Regions from separate parts of the Homo sapiens genome. Here region 1 is linked to region 2. A link is a contact called in ENCODE Hi-C data. All regions are on one chromosome and are shown on one strand. Each heading gives the region's core, a stretch centred on a gene start or an enhancer-like site at or near the end of the contact. The rest is flanking DNA. Distances are from core to core; before and after follow the strand shown.

Region 1 (6,232 bases), core at 1,104-3,603, 280 kb after region 2:
AATTTCCACATGGTTTTGAATTCCCCAAATTTTTCCTTCTGTTATTGATTGAGTTTAATTCCATTATGGTTGGAGAAGATATTATATATGGTTTCAGTTCTTCTGAATGCATTGAGACTTGTTATATGGCCTAACATATTCTCTGTCCTGGAGAATGCTGTATGTGCACCTGAGAAGAACATGTATTTTGCAGTTGTTGGGTGGAGTGTCTTACTTATATCAGTTTTAGGTATTCACTTTTCACCTGGTTAAACATTATTCATTCTTTGAGTCACAGGTCCAAAGGATTTCTTGTGTCAAATATTTCTTAATCCATCTCCCTAAGTAAAATGTAGTTTCTTCATTTGAATTTCTATAATTCTGCCAACACCTATAACTGTATTATAACTTTTATTCCAATTCAGTCTTTCTAAATTCTGATGTTATGGGTTTCTTTGTGCAGAGCCATGTTGTAACTGTATCTCCATATCACTGAAACCTTACTTCTAGTGGTAACTTTAAAGCATGTCATCGAAAGGCTGAAAGAATCTGCTGGTTATTGAGCACTTTGTCAATCCAGAGCCATAAACTACCTACAATGGATTATGGATAAGGAGAAGCAAGGCAGTGTACTCTGCCTCTGGGGAACCTACATTTTAGTTAAGAGATCTACGAGATACCAATGTAGGAAACCTTTAAGACAAGATTTGACCAAGTGCCAAGATGAAGGCACTAGGGGATTGGACTTGTTCACTTTGTCTCTCTCCCCATGCGTGGGAAAGAGGCTTGTGGAATTGTGAGGCTGGAACAGCCCTCAGGGTTTCTGATTTCTAGTCATCATCCAGCCTGTGCGTGGACACTCTCACCCACAGGGAGACGCCCCCACACTCCCATTTAGGACTTGTTGATGGTTGTTTGCTAACTTTGGGCAGAGCAAGAAAAATGAATTGCCCTTTAGCTACCACACACCCTTCAGTCTTCTCCATAAAATAAACCATAAGCCTGCAAAATCATGTGTAAAGTCAACAGGGAAAGGAAAGAGCTGTAGTCATAAATTCTAATCCCAGGAGGATATGTCAAAGGATGCTTGCATTATATATATATATATATATTTTTTTTTTTTTCTTTTCTTTTCTTTTCTTTTCTGAGACAGAGTCTTGCTCTGTCACCCAGGCTGGAGTGCAGTGGTGCAATCTCTGCTCACTGCAATCTCTGCCTCCAGGGTTCAAGTGATTCTCCTGCCTCAGCCTCCCAAGTAGCTGGGATTACAGATGCCTGCCACCACGCCCAGCTGATTTTTGTATTTTTTAGTAGAGATGGGGTTTCACTATGTTGGTCAGGCTAGCCTTGAACTCCTGACCTCAGGTGATCCACCTGCCTTGGCCTCCCAAAGTGTTAGGATTACAGGCGTGAGCCACCGCGCCTGGCCAGCTTGCATTATATTTTGATTTCAGATAAGGAAAGTCAGATCAAGTGACTGTGAGAAGGTCACTTCTTTCTTCTCCCTTCCTTCCTTCCACAATGCAGCCCCTAAAAGTGGCAACATCTTGTTTTAAGGGGAACCAAAAGGAATGTTTTCTGAGACTTATTATTCTCCTAGTGCCTACCTGTCTGTGAATGTTCTGGGAAGGTCTGAGGATGAGATTTGGAGATATGGAGATTTGGAGCGGCGAATTTATCTCACATGCCAGTTAGACACTTTATTCTGTCTAATTCAGGACAAAGACTGATGATTTGGGGGGCTAATCAGGGGATTCTTTTCAAGAATACAGTGTGATGAAGAAGGTTATCAAGACAGACTGCAAACTCTTTTCTCTAGTAACCTCTGAAAATAGAATCATAATGTGAAGTACAATACCTGCAATTATGGTAGCACACATTAAATGAAATAGGAGGATAATATAAGAGCAGGCCCATAGTTGTATATATTAGTGGACTAAATGAGTGATATCTTTATTGTGATCATCATGGTCACATTTATTGACAGTCAGTTTAGGGCAAAACACTCCTGGGAGAGGGGAGCATCAAGCCATCTGAAATTGGACGGAATTAAAGAGTTAGAAAAGGAACAGAGCAGGTGTCCTGGTATAGAGTGGACTTGAACAGGGTGAAAGAATGGGCGATCTTTGGATGGAGAGAAGGGGAGAAGAAAATGAGGGTGAGTAAAAGGCCACAGAGGTTGGAATGTGTAAGATACACATTTCATCAATGCAAAAATACCAGAAGGTGGCAAACGTGGACTTTGGTAGAGGCATGGCACAGGAAAATTGCTGTTCATAAGTCCACATAGGTGTGTCAGCTTCCAAACAATATTAGCTCACTAGATGCAAATGAATTATCCACATTACTCTGTTCCAGGCAATAGCCCCTATTGAGCTAGTGACAAAGGTAAACCATCTCTGACTCATCAGAAATTCTCTTCCCAAAGAAGTGAAGGGAGAAAATGGGAGTGGTAGGCCAGGAATGAGGGGCAATTCTGGTTGGCCCAGGGTGAGTCACTTTCCCTAATGTTCCTACCAGGAGATCAGGCCATGAGCTCTTGGCTCTGCTGCTCATTCTTGTCACCTTTCCCCCATATTCTAGCTCCCTCGGGTCACTCATCCTATCACTTTTCCGATAGGGCCGTGGAGTTGTACCCTCTCTAATTTTATAGATAGGGACCCTGTGGCCTAAAGAGGATTGGGGCTTGCCCTTCTTCCTATAGCACAGTTGGGACTAGGAGAGGGACCTCTTGACCATCAACCCCTTGCATCTGCACTCTGTCCTCTGCCATGTGACGTAACTCTTTTAGTCTTCATGCCAACTGAGAGGCAAATGAGACACAAAACAGAACATGGGAAAACTTGAAGGGGCTGTACCTTGACTGCAAAGGGCACCGGGGTACATGCGTAGAGGCAAGAAGAGTTTAGGGGCAGCAGGTCATCCTACATGACCCTATTCTCAAAAGAAAATCAGCCCCCATAATCCAGTTTCAGGTCTCATATTCCAAAACCTAAACTCTGAACTAACAAACATTGTGATTCTTTCATAGATGTCTAATATTTACTAAACAAATATTGGGACTTGTTTTCAATACCCTCTTTCAAATACCCCTTATAACAGGGTTCATATTTCTCTTCCTGAATGTTATGAGGCTTCCTCTTTCCTGCCTAACTGTCCCAAGGCCTCTCCTCCTCCAATGACCATGTGGCAATCATAGAGGGGGTCTTAGATAGTATTCCTGTATCAAAGGAAGTATGTCTAAGGAATTGGAGGATGCTGGTCGTTAGCCTCTGATTGATAAGCACTTCTTATTTATTTAATTTTTTTTTAAAATAGAGATGGGGGTTTCACCCTCTTGGTCAGGTTGGTCTTGAACTCCTGGCCTCAAGTTATCTCCCTGCCTCAGCCTCCCAAAGGGCTGGGATTACAGGCATGAGCCACCACGCCCAGCCTTTGATTGATAAACTCTTCTTTCCTCTTCCTTCATTCTGTAATGCAACCCCTAAAAGTGGCAAAATCTTGTTTTAAAATTTTGTCTGTCCCCTCCCCCAAATTTGGCATATTGAAAACAAGATATGGAGCAATAGTGACTCTGAGAGGAGAAGAGGTGTAGTGCAGGACACAAGAAGCTCCCCGCTGGTGAAATCCTGTAATGTGTTTCTTTCAAGTCCCCCTCCCTGCCTTTGTCTCCTGGTGATGAGGTGTAAGTTCTGCCTTTTTTCTTTTCTTTTTTTTTTTATTTTCAGAAAGTCTTTGTTGCTTCAGGCAAGCATCAGAAACTGAATCTGCTGGGGTGTTGGTTGGACTGTGTGGCCTCTCTTTATCCCTCTCTTCCCAGACCCCTCAAAATCAGGTGCATTCTATATCCCCTTAGGCTAGATAGACATTCTATGGATGCTCCGGTCTGCATGAGGAAGGGAACTCCAACCTCCCCCAAGTCAGTTAATTTTAAACATTTTGGTCTTTTTTCTGTATAATTTGGGATTGGTGTACCAGAAATGACTAAAAACCTGTGGTTTTCTGAGAGTGATCCTGGGACTATAATTTTCTGAAATTAAACTTCAGGCAAAAAAAATAAAAAAAAAGAGAAGAAAAGAAAAAGAAAAACAGAAACTCTCATCGTGGCCAGATGGAGCCAGAGATTTGTGAGAAGACGAGGCTTAAAGAGTAAAAGGCTATCAGTGTGCGAGATGGGTTGAAAAACAAAAAATAAAAGGTGAAATCCGAGACTGCCACGCTCACCTAGGAGAAGTTGCAAAACCTCCTTAGTGATGTTGGGAAAATTCTTTTCAGTGAAAAGTCTCTTATGGACCTGTTAAAAATATCCCAAGAGCAAAACAGCAGACCCCCCACCTTTAAAGGAGGTGTACCTTTTGTCACTTAATGCCTGCCTGTTTCAAATCCAACCTTCATTGCTTTGTGACGTTAAAACATTTCTTCTTTGCCAGCTGGCATGATGCTAAACTTTATCAGCAGGGGGCGCTGGAGGGCTAATTTCATTGGCCAATGGCAGTGGTTTCTTGCCCTCCAGCTTCAGTTGCCCAGGATGCTGCTTGCCAGTTTTGACCCATAGTTTCCTGCCTGCTAGCCCCAGCTGCTGAGTGTGGATGAGCTCCATCTAGGGCAACCCAGTTGAACATCTGTGCCATCCAGTAGCTGCAATCGCACCCTCTCAAAGGAGGTCTGCATCCTAGCTTTGGGGCAGGGCTCCCTTCTCTTCCAAATTAGTACTTTTGTAAGTAGTCTCCCTCTGCCTAGGATGTTCTTTAGAGTTCTCTTCAATTCTCTTGTAGTAGTTACTTCTCTTCAAATAGTCAATACATCTTTATATTAAACTTTCCCTGTTCAACTTACTGTGGTTACTGTCTCCTGACTCTCCTTTCATGGACCATGATGCCAAAAATGCAATTACTAGTAGGTGAAAGGTTTGATAGTTTCAAAATCAAGTGAACATAGGGAAATACATGGGCCTTAATATCACTAGAAATTTAAAGAGGCAGAACCAATTTATTCAGCCAGAAATTATGTCTATGAATTTTGTACTTAGAATTGGTATTAAATCATTGTATGGTTTAATGGTAGTGAAATGAAACACAAAACTTTGGAGACTGAGATTTTTGGAAAGATAGAGATGACCCTCCCCTTTCCTCTAGTGGCAACTGCACCAAGAACAGCCTAATACCAGAAAGCCTCCATCTCTTAAGATGTCATGACCCTTAATTGTTAGAAATTCATTGCCATCAGGCTAGGCGTGGTGGCTCATGCCTGTAATCCCAGCACTTTGGGAGGCTGAGGTGGGCAGATCACTTGAGTCCAGGAATTTGAGACCAGCTAGGCCAACACAGTGAGGACCTGTCTCTAATAAAAATACAAAAATTGGCTGGGTATAGTGGTGGGCACCTGTAATCCCAGCTACTCAGGAGGCTGAGGCATAAGAATCACTTGAACTGGGGAGGCAGAGGTTGCAGTGAGCTGAGATTGCGCCACTGCACTCCAGCCTGGGTGACTGGGCAACAGAGCAATACTCTGTCTCAAAAAAAGAATAAAAAAAAAAGAAAGAAAAAGAAAAAGAAAATGTAGTGCTATCAAATTAAGAAAATGCAAAAACCTGCACCAGTTCATCTATCAGATTAGGGCACTCCATCACCGCATACGGAACGCACAGCAATGAAATACTCTAGACCAGTGCTGTCCAATAAAAACAGGTGAGCCACCATATGATCCGTATGTGTCATTTTAATTTTTTTTTTGAGACAGAGTCTCACTGTCGACCAGGCTGGAGTGTAGTGGCATGATCATGGCTCACTGCAGCCTCAACTTCCTAGGCTCAAGCGATTCTCCCACCTTAGCCTCCTGAGTAGCTGGGACTACAGGCACATGCCACCACACCTGGCTAATTTTTCTATTTTTATTTTTTTGAGATAGGGTCTGACTCTGTTGCCCAGGCTGGAGTACAGTGGCACAATCTCAGCTCACTACAACCTCTGCCTCCTGGGCTTAAGTGATCCTCCCACCTCAGCCTCCCGAGTAGCTGGGACTACAGGCATGTGCCACCACACCCAGCTAATTTTTGTGTTTTTTGTAGAGATGAGGTTTCTCCACATTGCCTAGGCTAGTCTTGAACTCCTGGGCTCAAGCGATCTGCCCGCCTTGGCCTCCCAAAGTGCTGGGATTACAGGCATGAGCTACTGTGCTTGGGTTAATTTATAAATTTTTTTGTAGAGATGAGGGCTCACTAAGTTGCCCAGCCTTAAATTTTCTAATAGTCAAC
Region 2 (6,605 bases), core at 1,734-4,233:
CAGCCTGGACAGTAGCTAAGGAGAACCAGGTGGCCTGGGGCCTCAGCAGGGTCTGAACTCCCCTAGGCAGGGGCTCAGGGGCTGACCAAGCAGTAAGGAGAGGATGTCTGGCTGGATATGGTGAGGCTTGTTTCTTGGGTCCCTCATTGCAGCAGTGACCCAGGCCCACAGACTCCATCTGGATGTGGAGTGTCCCCCCCGGCTGCCTCCAGCTCAATGTCCTCGGTGCCAAGTGACACAGAACAAGCAGCTCTTGAAAAGACTAATATTTACTCTTCAAACGAGAGCTGGCACAGGCTGTTTCCTGCAACTGGCGTCTGACTCGCCCTGTGGGATGGACACAACAGGAGGCACTCCGGGAGATAGGCAAATGTCCCCTCGGACGCCAGCATTCTGTATGAGACGATGTCTGTGAGATGGGGACAGCATGTTCCAAGGTTCCATTAGACACATCTCATTTCTGCCCGCACACCTCACAGTGGAGAGCTCACTGCCTCTCCAGCCCCTGCTGGACAGCTCTGTGAGAAAGTTCATTCTAATGCTGGCCCTGTGTTCCTTGCCCCGGCCCTTGCTCTGATCCCTGGGGCCTCAGGAAAAGCGCCTGGAATAACCCCCAGGGCTGGGGGAATAAAGGTCCTGGTCACCTTTATTCCTCCCACCCCGACCCGCCTCTGGCTTCACTTCCCCAGGCCCACACTCTGGGCTCTGTGGCCAGAACAGGATATTTCTGGGTTAGGAGGAAGAAATTGCCTTGAGGGCACCTCTGTCCCCCTGCAGCTGTGTTCCTTGTCCTCATGAGAGCCCTTTAGCTGAGTGCCTCATATGGGAAAGTCTTGACCAGGAAACTGCTGGTCAGACGGCTCGAATATGGGAAGGAGAGTCCCTAGTGGCTTGGGGGTCAGAACCAGCTCCCCCTGCCCACTTTCCCCTCTGGAGTCTCTCCTCTATGCTCTTCCCCACCCAAGCCCCCCATGGCTTCCAGAGCCTTCCCTGACCAATATAACCCCAGGCTTGTTTCCCCGCCCCTTCCCCCACCACTGCAGCCCTGTGCAGGCTTAAACACTCTGGCAGCATATGGGGCTTTAGAGCCCCAAAGGCCAGCCTTCTTAACCTTGTCATGTCAACTGCAGGGCTGGGCAAGGCCAGGACAAGATCTCCCAGGGGAAATGCAGGCCCACCCCATTCTCCCAGAGCTCTCATAACTGACTGCTGACACAAGCAACCCTCTTTTTAAAACAATTCCTTATTATCCCTATACCTAACTCCCAAGCTCCTGGTCCCTTGTAAGCAGCCATTCAAGTGTATTTAACATGTATCTTTTCGCATATATCCTCACAAAATATTTTATGGTCTTGTATGCATATATTTCTTATCATATAACGGTGGTTTTTCACTCAGCTCTAAGTTTTGAGGATTCATCCATGTGATGTTACATCTAAATCTGGTACATCTGCCTGCATCGTGGTGCTCCGTGGTGAGCCTGCACACTTTCTTTCCATGATGGATACACAGATTGCTTTCCACCAACACCAGTAAGTCTTCAATGAACATGTCCCCTTGAGGATCTGTATAAGAATTTTCCTGGGACAAATAACCAGAAGTCAAATTTCCACTTCACAAGGTGTGCACTCTTAACTTGGGTAAGTAGGCTGTATTAGTTTGTTTAGGCTGCCCTAACAAAGTAGCACAGTCTGGGTGGTTTAAGCAGACATTTATTTTCTCATGGGTTGGGACTTCAACATGTGAATTTTGGGGGAACAGAATTCAGCTCTTAACAGTGGCATGGCTCTGCAGATTGGCCGTGCCTCTCTACTCACTGCCACCTCGCACGAAGTCCTGCATCTCCACACTCCCTCTTGCACTTAGTGCCATAGAGCTTTGCAAGATTTGCCAAACTCATAGGTGTGAGGTGGTCTTATTGTTGTTTGAATGTGTATTAATGATTTAAAATCTCTTCATATGCTTATTAGCTTTTTACGTTTTCTCTTCTGTTAATTGTCTGCACATTTTCTAGTGGGGTTGCTCTTACTTGCTGATTTACAGGAATTTCTTCTGTTATTAATCCCTTAGTGGTTTCTGGCATCATAAATATCTCCTCCCATTCTTTTAACTTTGCCCATGAAATCCTTATTTGTATATAGTCAAATTCATCAATCATTTTGCCTTAAGGCAGTCCTTTTCCGCCACAAGCCACAAAGATAATCTTCAAGTTCTGCAACATATTCCACAGATTTTGCCGTCCACATTTGACTTAAGAAGTCCTTTTCCACCACAAGCCACAAAGATAATCTTCAAGTTCTTCAATGTATTCCACAGAATTTGCCGACCACATTTGATCCCAGCAATGTCTTGGTGCTGACTCAGCAGAGCCAGGTGGGCTCCTTAGAGCCTCTCCTCCACTAGCACTGCCCAAAGATGCTTGGCAGCTGTCAGGTAGCACTTCTGCTACCTGGGCCCCTTCAAGGGGTAGGCCCCAAGAAAAAAGAAGGCAACTCACCAGCCAGAACTTCTCATCCAGCCCTCCTGGCATAGAAGGAACATCTTTTATTCTTTGTGGGTATTGCCAAGTGGGGGACAGCCACTTGTTTCCTCCTCAGGGGAAACAGAGCTCCAAACTTTACTGTCACTGGCTCCCTAGAACAAGCCTCAGCTTCTCAACCTGAGCAAAAAAGTGGTTAAAGCAGATGGTGTCTGAAAACTATCAACTACCAAATCCCAGCACCCAATAACTCAGATGTTTATTTTGGAAGTCACTGCCTTCCTCCAAAAGATTCTGATTCAGGACAGATGGTGCAGAGACTCTTGGAGAGTGAATTCCCCAATGTGTTTAGAGGATGGTCAGGAGAGGATAGTGCATTTGCTTTCTTTCTGGGAATTTTATTAGCTGCTATAGGAACAGCCTTTGCTAAAGGCCACCTTCCCTTGGCTGGAAACCTGAGGAGGTGGCCGGCAGCTGCGCCCCCTGGTGGCCATTCTGTGGTCAGGCTGGTCCTGGGAGATGAAACTTCACCTTCACAGTAGACAAGAGCCCAAAACGCGGAGCACGGAAAGTGCCTGCTGCACATAGCAGGGCAGGGGCAGAGCCTGCAAACTGGGGAGGCCTCCCAGCCCCCAGGGCATTGTTGTGACTGCTATTTTGGTTGGGGGTTAGTACTAAAGACTATTTGAGCCCTTGCGCCTGTCTAGGCCTCACTGGACAAGATGACCTGACTTTCACTTCTTTCAACAACCCCCTCCCATTATGTCAGGCCCACATCACACTGTCTAGCAAAGGATCCATAACTCGGAATTTTTCACATAAGTGCAAAGACACATGTTAATAAACACTTTAGATTTATTCTGCCATTTCTGAAGCCACCTCATTTAATTTATACATAGGATATAAATGGCTATACATTTTTACACACTTTTATACAAGTTTAGGTTGTACTACTGAGTTTGTTAAAATGTACCCATTATTTACTCAAAATATTTATTGTTACAAGAAAACCGTAAGAAGCTTGTGTAACATGAACAGCAAGTATTGAAAACGAATATGTAAAGTAAATGGTTTTGCCCTGACTAAATCAGCCTCAGTATTTTATGCTTTTAGTAGAAAAGCCCATTAAACAAAATAGAATCCTGGGGGATCAAATCATATGAATGATTCATGAAATAACACTTCTGAAGCAACCCCAGAATCATATAAATGTAAGGGTTAAAGGTCATATGTACTAAGCATGGGTCAGAGGAATAGAATGGATTTGTTAATTTTACCCTAAATAAAAGGCGCTTGTGGGCAACAGCTCTGCCATCAATACACATGGGCAGATGTTTCCGAATCCAGCCATTCCCAGATTTCACTGACATGCCCTTTTCCACAGGCTCCCTGCTGATGAGATTTCCCCAGCAGCAGAAGTTTGACATCACTGCTCCCGGATGGGAGAATCAGAGCTCTCCTCATTTGGGTCAGGGGTGGCTGGCTCACGAGGTTTGGTCCAACCAGCAGAACCAGCTCCTTGGATCCTGGAATAAACCAAACATCAATGGTACCATGCGCTCTGTGCCCAGGGAGTGAAAGGCAGGTCCAGGGTGGGAAGAAGAGGGGCTGCTACCTTTTGGAGTGAAAAAAATGAGGTTTACACTGTAGTATAACAAAATGCCTTTTTGTAAAGGCCAGAAGAAATGGCTGTGCTGTGCTGCCTGAAGCAGAAAAACCTTCATGTACCAGGTGAATGTAAAGCCTTTCTCCTCCCACACACAATGGACTCACCCAGTATTACCCTCCACTACCACTTTTGACCCTCATAACAGCACCCTGGCGGGGGGGCAGATTGATGTTATCACCATTTACCAGATGAGGAAACTGAGGCCTGATGGGCAGTGATTTGTGCACTGCGACATAGGACTCAGTGAAGAGCCTAGCCAGCTGACGGTCAGCTGACTGGTGCACTCTTTCCCTCACCTTCTCTCTCAAGGGCACAGCTACACTCTTTCTCCACCATTATTAACACTCACAGGGCACAGGTAGAGCGTCCCCAGACCTGTGCAATATTCTACACGAAAACATTTGGAATGTGAGCAATGTCTGAACAGGGGCTTGCCAGGCACATCTGATCACCATAAATGCTCCCACCCCTGCCTGTCCTCACTTGTGCTGCACTATGCAAGCAAGCAGCAGGTTCTCAGAAGGCCACTGTCCTGCATGTCACAATGAGTGGCCAACTCCTTCACAGAACAGCAAATAGCAGCCCTGGCTACAAGGTGCAGTGTGCAACCCCCATATGCCAAGGGGCAGCTGCTATCTTCCAGCAGAGAGAGAACCCCCAGCTCTGCTCCCTACCTATGCCCTGCTTCCTGTGCCTCACACAGCCAGCCTTGCTGGCCTGCTGGCTATTGTCTCTGACTCTGAGCTGTGCTGACCACCAAGTGTTACTCCTCTCCAAGACTTGACTCCCAGGCATGGGTGGGAGAGTTGAACCTCAATGCAATCTGCTCCCACTCTGAAGCTCGTCTACCCACCCCATTTGTTACAATTAAAGATGGTTTTCTCATCCCTCCAGAGACTCCAGTTTCAGACTCTGTCTCCAGAGCTGGAATGTATAGGGCAGAGGTAGAAAGAGGCAGGAGAGTTGGAGAACAAGAGCACCTAGAAAAGAACAGAGGAGCTCAAGCTCATTTAATCAAAATGCTTAAATGTTTTAATTCCAGCATTCTCCAGAGTTCACAGAAAAGAGGGATGCAAGCCCAAAAAGCAAAAGCAGGAGCTTATGGTCACATGCCTCCAGCTGCAGGCAGTGGGGCCTCTGGTACTGAGAGGGAATGCCACCCGAATATGCCCCAGCTGTCTCCACCCAGGAAAAGGAAAGCCAGGTACACTTCTCATCACAGTAAGACTAGCCTAACAGGGGAAAACAGATTTACATGTTTCGTTCATTAGCATATTAGGGAAGGGGAAACCTTTTGGGCTCTGGCCCCGTGGTTGGGAAACCCTTCCTAAGAGCATGGAGCCACACTCTGGCCTTGATACAGTAGATGGGACTTAACACACTCTGATGCTCAAGGCCTTGCAGCATCTGATACCAGAAGGCACCTCTAAAGTTTTGTTTTCAACATTATTTCATCTATTCCCAGATCTAGTCCAGTGATGTCAGCTGCACAGGTAGCATTTAACTACTGGGAAAACAAAAGTGCTACAACAACAGTGAGTCCATGGTGGAGTGAGGATAACTCCTGGGATTTGGAACCAGTTTGCTGGTATCAAGGATCACACAAGAGGCTATAAACCTCCAACCCTGAACCAAGTCAAACCTAAGCCTGGGGATTTCCCTCGGATGAAATCACCAGAACTTCTTTCCTATTTTCAGTCTCTTCCTTCAGTGAGCTGAGGATTCTTTTAGCTAGCTGGATTTCAGTCAAACAATGTTTTTGTGGTCATTACTTGTACTGTTTTTCTAGTGCATCTTTTCCCTTTTGTTTGCAAAAGTCAATCTCACCCCATGTAGATGTTAACTGATATCCACACATTCGACCTGGTGTGGATAACATCTCTGGTAGTGCCTCGGTGGTCAGGAAGCATTACCAGGAAGGACTCATCTTCAAGGACCGTTTCTTTACTGCCTGCTGAATATGGATCATAGGCTCAGATGCCCAAAGCACCTGGGGTACAGGTCTACATGGCAACCCAATGCCACATAGGAAAAGAAAACAGTCCATTTTTAAGCCGTTCTTACCGACTTTTTTTTTTTTTTTTTTTGAGACGGAGTCTTGCTTTGTCACCAGGCTGGAGTGCAGTGGCTCGATCTCGGCTCACTGCAACCTCCACCTCCCGGGTTCAAGAGATTCTCCTGCCTCAGCCTCCTGAGTAGCTGGGGCTACAGGCACAAGCCACCGTGCCCAGCTAATTTTTGTATTTTTAGTAGAGATGGGGTTTCACCATGTTAGCCAGGATGGTCTCGATCTCTTGACCTCGTGATCTGCCCACCTCAGCTTCCCAAAGTGTTATTGACTTTTAAAGCTTTTTTGTTCTTCTCATTTAAAACATTTTACCTCCCCTCCTTAACTTCCCATTCTATTTCACCATCTCTTCAAAATTGTCTCCCAGAAAAACTGAAAATTCACCTGCT

Evidence for each region. Hi-C counts contacts between places; a loop is a spot of excess contacts on that map. Pooled maps may share reads with other maps.
Region 1: a loop to region 2 is called in a map of HCT116, with 2.3 times the contacts of the local background. The contact joins two enhancer-like sites. A Hi-C loop is called at or near these places in 2 of 168 maps with a recorded cell type or tissue (HCT116 and mammary epithelial cell) and 4 of 50 pooled maps.

What each region holds. Positions count from the first base shown.
Region 1 is chr3:42,827,003-42,833,234 of GRCh38, forward strand. The region is part of intron 2 of ACKR2 (atypical chemokine receptor 2); the gene reads left to right. Among named protein-coding and RNA genes, the nearest start is that of ACKR2, 21 kb to the left of the region's middle. Within about 2 kb of position 2,354, at least 6 of the 41 ENCODE cell types and tissues checked have a DNase peak (open chromatin) inside an H3K27ac peak, as active enhancers do.
Region 2 is chr3:42,544,653-42,551,257 of GRCh38, forward strand. It overlaps SEC22C (SEC22 homolog C, vesicle trafficking protein), which reads right to left. Exons shown (of 7, transcript NM_032970.4): 7 at 3,317-6,605. Among named protein-coding and RNA genes, the nearest start is that of VIPR1-AS1, 15 kb to the left of the region's middle. Within about 2 kb of position 2,984, at least 7 of the 41 ENCODE cell types and tissues checked have a DNase peak (open chromatin) inside an H3K27ac peak, as active enhancers do.